Linked DNA regions of Homo sapiens: region 1 is linked to region 2. The links are chromatin contacts, found by Hi-C or POLR2A ChIA-PET in ENCODE. All regions are on one chromosome and are shown on one strand. Each heading gives the region's core, a stretch centred on a gene start or an enhancer-like site at or near the end of the contact. The rest is flanking DNA. Distances are from core to core; before and after follow the strand shown. Region 1 overlaps LOC107987346 (a long non-coding RNA gene). Region 2 has its middle 230 kb from the start of RPS4Y2.

Region 1 (4,335 bases), core at 1,355-3,854, 250 kb after region 2:
ACGGATTTCACATCTTCCTGGTTTAGTCTTGGGAGGGAGTATGTGTCCAGGAATTTATCAATTTCTTTTAGATTTTCTAGTTTATTTGTGTAGAGGTGGTTATAGTATTCCCTGATGGTAGTTTGTATTTCCGTGAGATCAGTGGTGATATCTCCTTTATCATTTTTATTGTGTATATTTGATTCTTCTTTTATTATTTGTTAGTCTAGCTATGAGTCTATTTTGTTAATCTTGAAAAAATCTGGTGTATTCACTGAGTTTTTGAAGGGTTTTTTGTGTCTCTACCTTCTTCAATCCTGCTTTGATTTTACCTATTTCTTACTTCTTGTAGCTTTTGAATGTGTTTGCTCTTGCTTCTCTAATTCTTTTAATTATGATACTAAGTTGTCAATTTTGGACTTTTTTTGCTTTCTGACATGGGCAGTTAGTGGTATAAATTTCTCCCTTAACACTGCATTAGTTGCGTCCCAGAGAATCTGGTAAATTGTTTCTTTGTTCTCATTGATTTCAGAGAACTTCTTCATTTCTGCATTAATTTTATTTACCCTGTAGTCACTCAGGAACAGGTTGTTCAGTTTCCATGTAGTTGGTGGTTTTGAGTGAGTTTCTCAATCCTGAGTTCTAATTTGATTGCTTTATGGTCTGAGAGACTGCTTGTTATGTTTTCAATTCTTCTGCGTTTGTTGAGGAGTGTTTTACTTCCAATTATGTGGTCGATTTTAGTATAAGTGCTATGTAGTGCTGAGAAGAATGTATATTATGTTGATTTGGGACAGAGAGCTCTGTAGATGTCTATTAGATCTGCTTTGTCCAGAGCTGAGTTCGTGGGTTAAGTATTCTTGTTAATTTTCTGTTTCATTGAACTCTGTAATATTGACAATGGTGTGTTAAGGTCTCCCACTATTATTATGTGGGAGTTTCAGTATTTTTGTAGATTTCTAAGAACTTATTTGATGAATCTGAGTGCTCCTGTAATAGGTGCATGTATATTTAGAATAGTTAATATTTCTCATTGCCTTGATCTCTTTACCATTATGTAATGCCATTCTTTGTCTTTTTTGATCTTTGGTGTTTTAAGGTCTTTTTTCTCAGAGACTGTGATTGCAACCCCTTTTTTTCTTTTGATTTGCTTGGTAAATATTCCTCCATCCCTTTATTTTGAACCCATGTGTGTCTTTGCACATGAGATCGGTCTCCTGAACACAGCACACTGATGGGTCTTGACTCTATATAATTTGCCAGTCTTTGTCCTTCAATTGGAGAATTTTGCCCATTAACATTTAAGATTAATACTGTTATGTTTGAATTTGATCCTTTCAACATATGATCCCTTATTTTGAACATTAGTTGACGTGGTTTCTCCACAGCATCAACGGTCTTTACAATTTGGCATGGTACCGGTTGTTTCCTTCCATGTTTAATGCTTCCTTCAGGAGCGCTTGAAAGGCAGGCATAGTGGTGACAAAATCTGTAAGCATTTGCTTGTCTGTAAAGGATTTTATTTCTCCTTCACTTGTGAAGCTTAGTTTGGCTGGATATGAAATTCTGGGTTGAAAATGCTTTTCTTTAAGAATGTTGAATATTGGCCCCCACTCTCCTCTGGCTTATAGGGTTTCTGCTGAGAGATCTGCTGTTAGTTGTACAGGCTTCCCTTTACAGTTGTACAGAACTTCCCTTCCCTTTATAGTTGTACAGGCTGTCCCTTCCCTTTATAGGTAACTCGACCTTTCTCTCTGGCTGCCCTTAACACTTTTTCCTTCATTTCAACCTTAGTGGATCTGACAATTATATGTCTTGGGGTTGCTCTTCTTGAGGAGTATCTTAGTGGTGTTCCAGTTCCTGAATTTGAATGTTGGCCTTTTTTGCTAGGTTGGGGAAGTTCTTCTGGATAGTATACTGAAGTGTGTTTTTCAACTTGTTATCATTCTCCTCAACACTTTCCCATACACCAATCAATCACAGGTGTGGTCTTTTCCAATAGCCCCATATTTCTTGGAGGTTTTGTTCATTTGTAGTGGGAAATCAGAGAACCAGAGAGACCAATCGGGTCACAGAAGGATTTATTATTTAGGGTGTACCCCAACTCTGTGGACTAGCATCCAGAAAAAGTGTGAGCACCAAACAAACAAGGCAAGTGCCTTTTATGCATCTTAAGGCAGGCAGTACACGAGGCAGGAAGCAGGCTTACAGAAGTGAGAACAAAAAGCAGTCAGTCACATTATGACGTGTCTTACATCTTTGGAAAAACATGTTTTGCAGCTAGTGCTTATCTATCTTGTGACCTTTCAGTTGTTCAGCAGAAAAACAGGAACTTAACAGAACTTACAAAATATGCAGAGGGTAGATTATGGATAACGTTTCACAGAGAAGCAGTTAGTATTCTTTCTTAACTCCTACTTCAGTGGTGGGGGGCTACTTGAGGCCTATTTTATTCTAACTCTAACAACAATTTTTATGCAAGTTTTAACTTTCCTTTAATTCTGTACTTCATTTCCCCCTTTGATGCTTTTTATGAATGAATTTTTAATAGAAAGCACCACTATCATCTATTTCTCAATGGGATGGCACACTTTCTTCTCTAGATAGAGGATAGTGTTTACTTAAAGCCATCATTTGGGTGGTGGTTTGCCTTGTCACAATTGCTTTTATACTTGACTGAATGCTTCTGATCAAAAGAGGCAGGAGAGAAGGGAGTATTAGACACCCACTTAAGATAACTACAAAGCAGTCTGTTATGGTTTTAAATCCACAAAAAGATGAAAAACATCCTCCGAAGAAGGAGTCTGGAGACCAGCCTTTCCTGATTTGCACTGGAACATGAGCCAGCTTTCACATCTTTGCAGTAATCTTTATGACAAGTTGTTCATTATCATCAATTTCCAGACATTTGTTAAACTGAACTTCCCACATACTGTCCTTTCTGAGGCCAGGAGTTAATCTAGTACCAACCTATTTTGATAAATAGTTTATCTCCTCTGTGTGGCTTGCACGGCCACCAAACCTAAAGCCCTTGATGTTTCCTTGGTTATAATTTCAAGAACAGCTTGTAACCTTATGACATGGCTGATCATGTAAATGAGGGTATGATATCCCCACATTCCATCTTCTGCCCAGGTGGCTTGCCCATAGTATTTAATAATTCTTTCAGGAGGCCATTCATTACATTTCCAGTATCATATATCTATATCCTTTTTGAAGTTTGTTCTATTTTTGAGACTAACAACAAAATAAAATAACCTCCTGGTTCATTTTTATTCTCATCATAAACTGTATACCCTGAAGTCTCACCCTGCTTTAGGGGGGTTAAGAAAGAGAAAGGCCTAATTATTTTTAATACATTGGCCCCTGACCACTTAGGCAGCAGTTTCTGATATGCCTATGTTCCACAGATGCAATGGAGGCCAGAGGGTACTTGCCAAGAATTTGGATCCTCAAGCTGATACCAAGAATGGTGCGAGGTGGGAAACTGAGAAAAGGGGTTAAAATTAGATAAGGAGGAATCATTTTTTGTACTCCTCCATGGAATTTTCCTTCAGTTCTATTATAATATTTTTGCCCTAAGCAAGTTAATTATCCTACTACATCTGTAAATGCTTCTCCTCAATGGATGATACAGTACCTTCAAATTATGGAGGTATTCAGTATCCACACACTGGCTGAGTCTATTGGTTCATTGGTGGATTTAGGAAGAGTGAAATTATCTTGAGGCATTAATTCTTTTGCCTCCCATGGCCATTGGTCTTCTACATTTGTTCCTCCACAAACATAACAGGAAGTAATTCCTAAACTGCCAGTTATGTTTTCAGCTAGCTGGGCAAATAAGTTTTTGGTTGGAGGAGGTGGCTCAGATACCTTCTGGTTGGAATATTTATAAAATGACATGAAGACTAGAACTGAGGTATTGGCTGTTTTGTTTGTTTTCTTAATAATAAATAGCTAGATTTCCATGGCTGCCTTTTGATCAGCAACTCCTAACATTATGGGATATCCTGTAGTCCATATGAGTTCATTTGGCTTTAAGATAGTAAAATTCACAGTACTACAGGAACATGTTTTCCAATTACAGTGAGGTTTGGCTAGCATTCTGGTAAGTAGAGCCTCCTCTAATGGGTTGTGTAACCATGTTGAGCAGCTCCAGCATCCAATCATCACTAGGTATCTGGCAGAGCAAATGGAGGGTGCACATCCAGTGGTATGACAACTGCTAAGGTAACCTTCAGGGTCAGAGATAATAATTAAGTGAGTGGACACCGTGAAAGTGTGTTGGCAGAGGTTAAGATATAAGGATGTGGCATCTATGCCAAGGGAAAAACCCTTATTTTGATTCAAAAGATC
Region 2 (4,679 bases), core at 1,732-4,231:
AGCATATGTCCCAGCCTCCCGTATGCTGGGTCTAAGTACCTGAGTCAAAATCTTAATGGTGGACTGGATAACTACATTAGAGCCCTTAATGGTGGACTGGACTCTCCCTAGAGAACTGTGCCATTTTAATGAAGACAGACTAACAGATGTGCTGAATCTTGATCTGAGAGTCACCAACCCACCCCTGTGAGAGATTCACATATAGGAGTCAATTTTCAGACTTTCTACTGCTTCTGGGAATGAGATTCAGAACTTCAACAGTGGGTTGTGTATTCATGAGAGGATAACTATCTTTTATGCATGAAATGACTGCCACAATCTCACTTTCTGGACACATTGGAAAACTCTTTACAATCCAAGGATGTAATGTGGTATGCCTGAGAATCACAATTTGCTCTGAGACCTTTGTGTTGGTTTGGACCCATGATTCTCCATGTGGCTGTAAGCCCAGGCATGACAGTCAACATCTTTCAAATTGGCTGGGTTAAGATTATAGAATCCTCACTGGACTGAGCTGGGTTTAGAAATGAGACACTATTTCAACCGTGGCTGGATGTTTATATGTGTTGGTGAAAATTCAAGCTGCATTCACCTGTGAGACTCAGAGCTTCACTAGTGGGCCCTGCAGTGTGTGAATGTAACTATTCTAATGGTTGGTGGGGTGTTCAAAAGAAAAACATAATTTCTGTAACATCTTATGGCTTAATGTGATATTAAGCATATATCATATTGTAGTAAAAAATGGTAATGCTCTATAACCTCCATGCAAATAGGAAACCTAGAATCTTACTTATTTCCTTAAGCCCAGTTATGAGACAGTATCTCTCCTACTGGCTGTTCGGAGGGATGGGAGTCATCATTACATTTGTGAGCTGCACAGAGGTATATGTCACAATTCACCTCTGTGTTTGGAGGGAATTGTCGTGACAGTCACATCACCTGGGCACCGAACCACAGATATGTAAAAATCTTCCCTTGGAACAGGAATTAAAAGAAATTAAAGAATGTGTAAGCAGAAACTCAGTTGTGTGTAAGAAAACCAAATTCCCCCTAAGAAAGAAAAAGAGCTGGAGTCATTTAAAAATTAAGTGCCTGATTTTCTGTGGCTAGTGTGCCTTATTTCTCCTCTTTTCCCAGGCATGCTGAAGATCCTATGTCTCTAGCTGTGCAGCTGCAAGGTCACTAGACAGATAAACTCAAGTCATAAAACGTGTTTTTTTCTTGAAAAGTAAGAAATTACGTAATGCATGTCTCAATTAATTAAATAACTGTATTTGTTTCTGGCTTTTGTAATATGATTCCCCCTCCACAGATCTCCCCCTGCCCCCAGCCCCACAAAGTGCTTAAAAGGTATCTTAACTCTGTTCAGGGCTCAGTCTTTTGGATGTTTATTCTACTGGGCCAGTGTACTTAAATAATAAATATCCTCCTGAACCCGATCAGTCTCTCTGATTCCTTCTCAATCCCATAACATTTCTGGGGGCTTATGCAAGATCGGAGGTGACAGATTTACTGTCTCCTTTGCCTGCAAGACTAGGACCATTGGGCTGAGGGAGACCTGGCATCCAAAGCACACTGTTAGGGAGTTTCACTCAAATAGAGACTGGCTCTTCCAACATCCTTGTGGCCTGCCCAGCAGTGCAATGAAACCTGGGATGGGGCTGCAGGATGATACCGGCACTTCAGTAACTGTGGTAAGGCATAAGAGCCCAAGGCAGGAAAGCCCATCACATAGGAATGAATGGGAGCTTGATCACCTCTTGGGAACTGGCCAACCCAGAGTGACTGGGGGTGTCAGGAGTGGCCTGACAATTTGGATGAGCCTCATATCCCCATTAACAAAATGAAAGGGAGAAAATGTGCCAATACAGTGGCAAGAGCAGCAAGATAGAGCTTGCTGGCAGGGTGGCAAGAGTGGCTTGCCACCTCAACTGAGAGTGTGTGGGTGCATGTGAACCTACCCAGGACATGAGAGAGGGTTGTTTCATCCAATGAGGAGTCCTCGGGTAGGAGTGGTGTGTGTATGTATGTAAATGTGGGAACCTAACTAGTCTCACCCAAGACATGAGAGAGAGTTGTTTCATCCAATGAGGAGTCCTGGGGCATGGGAGGTGTGTGAAAGTGTGTGAAAGAGATGGTCTTGGGAGAGGACAATGTGGGGAAAGATGTGGGGAGACACAGGTCCCTTAGCATGGGCTTTGTGCTCCAAGGTGAGTGCAGGGGAAATCAGACTTGGATATTGCATAGGGCTGATAGGACCAGCTTTGCAGCCATAGCAGGCTGTAACAGAGGAAGACACGTTCCTGGCTAAGGAGCATCTGAAACTCCCATAATAGGACCCAGTCTTATGGACCCAAGAGTAAAAGTGAGGGTGAAAGTGCAACCCAAGGGAGGAAATGGGAGGGAAAGCATTGAAACTAACTCCTTTGGAGTGCATGATAAAGAATTTTAAAAAAGGATTTAGAGGTAATTGTAGGATGAAACTGGATGTTCAAAAGTTAAGGACATACTTTGAATTAGAATAGCCCTCTTTTAGTGTCAGAGGGCTGGCCAAAAGCACTACAGAGAAATTGGCTGCATGTTGTAAGGTGGTGACTAAGGTCAGAGGACAGCCAGGGCATTCAGACCTGGTCTTTATATTGACTCATATCTAAATGAATGCAGCCCTGCCTAGCAGTTTATTGTAGAATGCTCACTGCTCTCTCTTGCTGAGAGAGAAATCAGCTGCACTGGCTGTGAAAGAGAAAGTCACAGACACTTATAGCACTGCCTAGCCAAAGTGAAAGTAAAAATCAGCTGCCCTGGAAGGTATAGAGACAAAAGAAAAGTCTCAGGAAAGGCAGAAAAAACAGTTTTGCAAGAACCAAAGGAGGGAATAGAGACCCCTCCTCCCTACATTCCAATCTACCTCCCTTCACCAAGGCTAACTGCCCCTAAGGAGTTAAGTTCAAATGGATACACACTCCTAGTCTCACCTGAGAAGGAGAAATCAGAGCTCCAGGAAGTTAACATGAAAGGCTTGAAAAGGCAGGCAGGCAATCTTAGTCCCTGTCGTGCCCAAGTCATGCTTATGCCTCTTAAGAGGACAAGAGGACACCCATTATGACCCAAATGATGCAGTCCAGCTTCAGCACCTGCAAAGATGCCAAGAAACATTTCTGCAAAGGATAAAACATAATAAAAGAAAAAGTCAACCAATGTAAAAAATCTCAGAGGTGCTCCAGGGGCAGATAAAAGCACCAACCAGTTTTATAAAATACTGTGTGAGGCATTTAGTTGTACTCTCCATTTAACCCTAAGTCCGCTGAAAATCAGTTTATGGTGAGTACAGCATTTGCAAGGCAGGCCCAGGGAGATACCAGGCATAAATTTCAGAACTTGGAAGCTCCATAGGCATGAATGCTACTAAGCTTATTAAAGTGGCTACCAAGGTGTATGTTAACTGAGATCAGGAGTCATGGACGTGGGCGTGAATGCAGTCATGAACAAGGCCTGTCTGGACAGGGGTTTAAAAGCTAGCTGAGGCTAAAGAAAAATTAATGTGCATGGTGCAAAAGGAAAGGACACAGGAAGAATAAATTTCAAAAGAATAAGAAGAATGGTCTGGGCCCTGGTATAAAAACACCACCGGCTGAGGGCTACTGCACCCAGGAGAAACCCAAGACCCCCTGCACCTGCTGTGGTAGGCAGGGTATATAATGTCAGGAAAAAAGCTCAAATCTACTCTAAAAGTGTCCAGTATTCAAGCTTTTATACAAGTCAAAAAGAAAGATGGCTTAGTAGTGAACAAATGCAGGCTGTTTGTGCACTTTCCTATTCTAATCTCCAGGCATCAATCAAGAGAGTTCTTAAGGTCAGTAAGGTTCTGCCATATTTAGATCCCAAATTTCTTGCTCATGGTTAAAACATTATATGAAGCAACAAAGAGGAAGAAAAAAGGAGCCCCTCCTCTAGGAGACCAACCAGGAGAAGACTTTTAAAGAAATCAAAAAAGCCTTGACACAGTCCCCAGCTTTAGGACTGCCAGATCTAACTAAGCTTTTCTTGTATGCCCACAAGTGAAAGGGAGGCCATAGAGATTCTAACTCAAGCCATAAAGTCATGGCATTACCCAGTGACATGCCTACCCAGGCAATTAGATTCTGTGGCACTTGGTTGGCCTCCTTGTTTTAAGCACTAGCTGCCACTGCCCTACTGTTACAAGAAGCTAATAAACTGACTTTAGAGACTGTGAACACCCTAAACCTGGCTACCTTGCTCCTCATCAAGTCAGTGCCAGGAGGCCCCCTTCATTGCTGTTTGGACATGGTAGATAAAGTGTTCTCAAGCCAGAGAGATTTAACAGATCGGCCCCTAATGGACCCAGATATTGAACATTTTACTGATAAAAGCAGTTTCATACTAAAGGTAGTCTGCCAAGCTGGGTACACAGTGGTGACTTTAGACTCAGTAGTAAAAGTGCAGTCTTTGCTTACAGAAATTTCTGTTTCAAAAGCAGAAATAATGGCTCTGACAAGAGATCCTAGAACAAGAACATAAGACAAATATTTACACAGATTCCAAGTATGCTTCTGCCACTTTGCATCTTCATGAGGCTATTTACAAAGAAAGAAAGAAAGATTTTTAATGGCTGGAAGTAAAGAAATAAAGTTCAAGGAAGAAATTCTATAGCTCTAAGA

The links. A loop is a pair of places that touch in the nucleus more often than their neighbours do. ChIA-PET counts read pairs that join two places held with the same protein, here RNA polymerase II (POLR2A). Pooled maps may share reads with other maps.
Region 1: a loop to region 2 is called in a pooled map, with 4 times the contacts of the local background. The contact joins two enhancer-like sites. A Hi-C loop is called at or near these places in 6 of 37 single-sample maps with no recorded cell type and 6 of 50 pooled maps. POLR2A ChIA-PET finds 5 or more read pairs at or near these places in 2 of 52 experiments (CD4-positive, alpha-beta T cell and activated CD4-positive, alpha-beta T cell).

Annotation. Positions count from the first base shown.
Region 1 is chrY:21,238,212-21,242,546 of GRCh38, forward strand. All of the region lies in intron 2 of LOC107987346 (a long non-coding RNA gene), which reads left to right. Among named protein-coding and RNA genes, the nearest start is that of PRORY, 210 kb to the right of the region's middle. Within about 2 kb of position 2,605, at least 3 of the 41 ENCODE cell types and tissues checked have a DNase peak (open chromatin) inside an H3K27ac peak, as active enhancers do.
Region 2 is chrY:20,988,335-20,993,013 of GRCh38, forward strand. No RefSeq gene overlaps it. Among named protein-coding and RNA genes, the nearest start is that of RPS4Y2, 230 kb to the left of the region's middle. Within about 2 kb of position 2,982, at least 2 of the 41 ENCODE cell types and tissues checked have a DNase peak (open chromatin) inside an H3K27ac peak, as active enhancers do.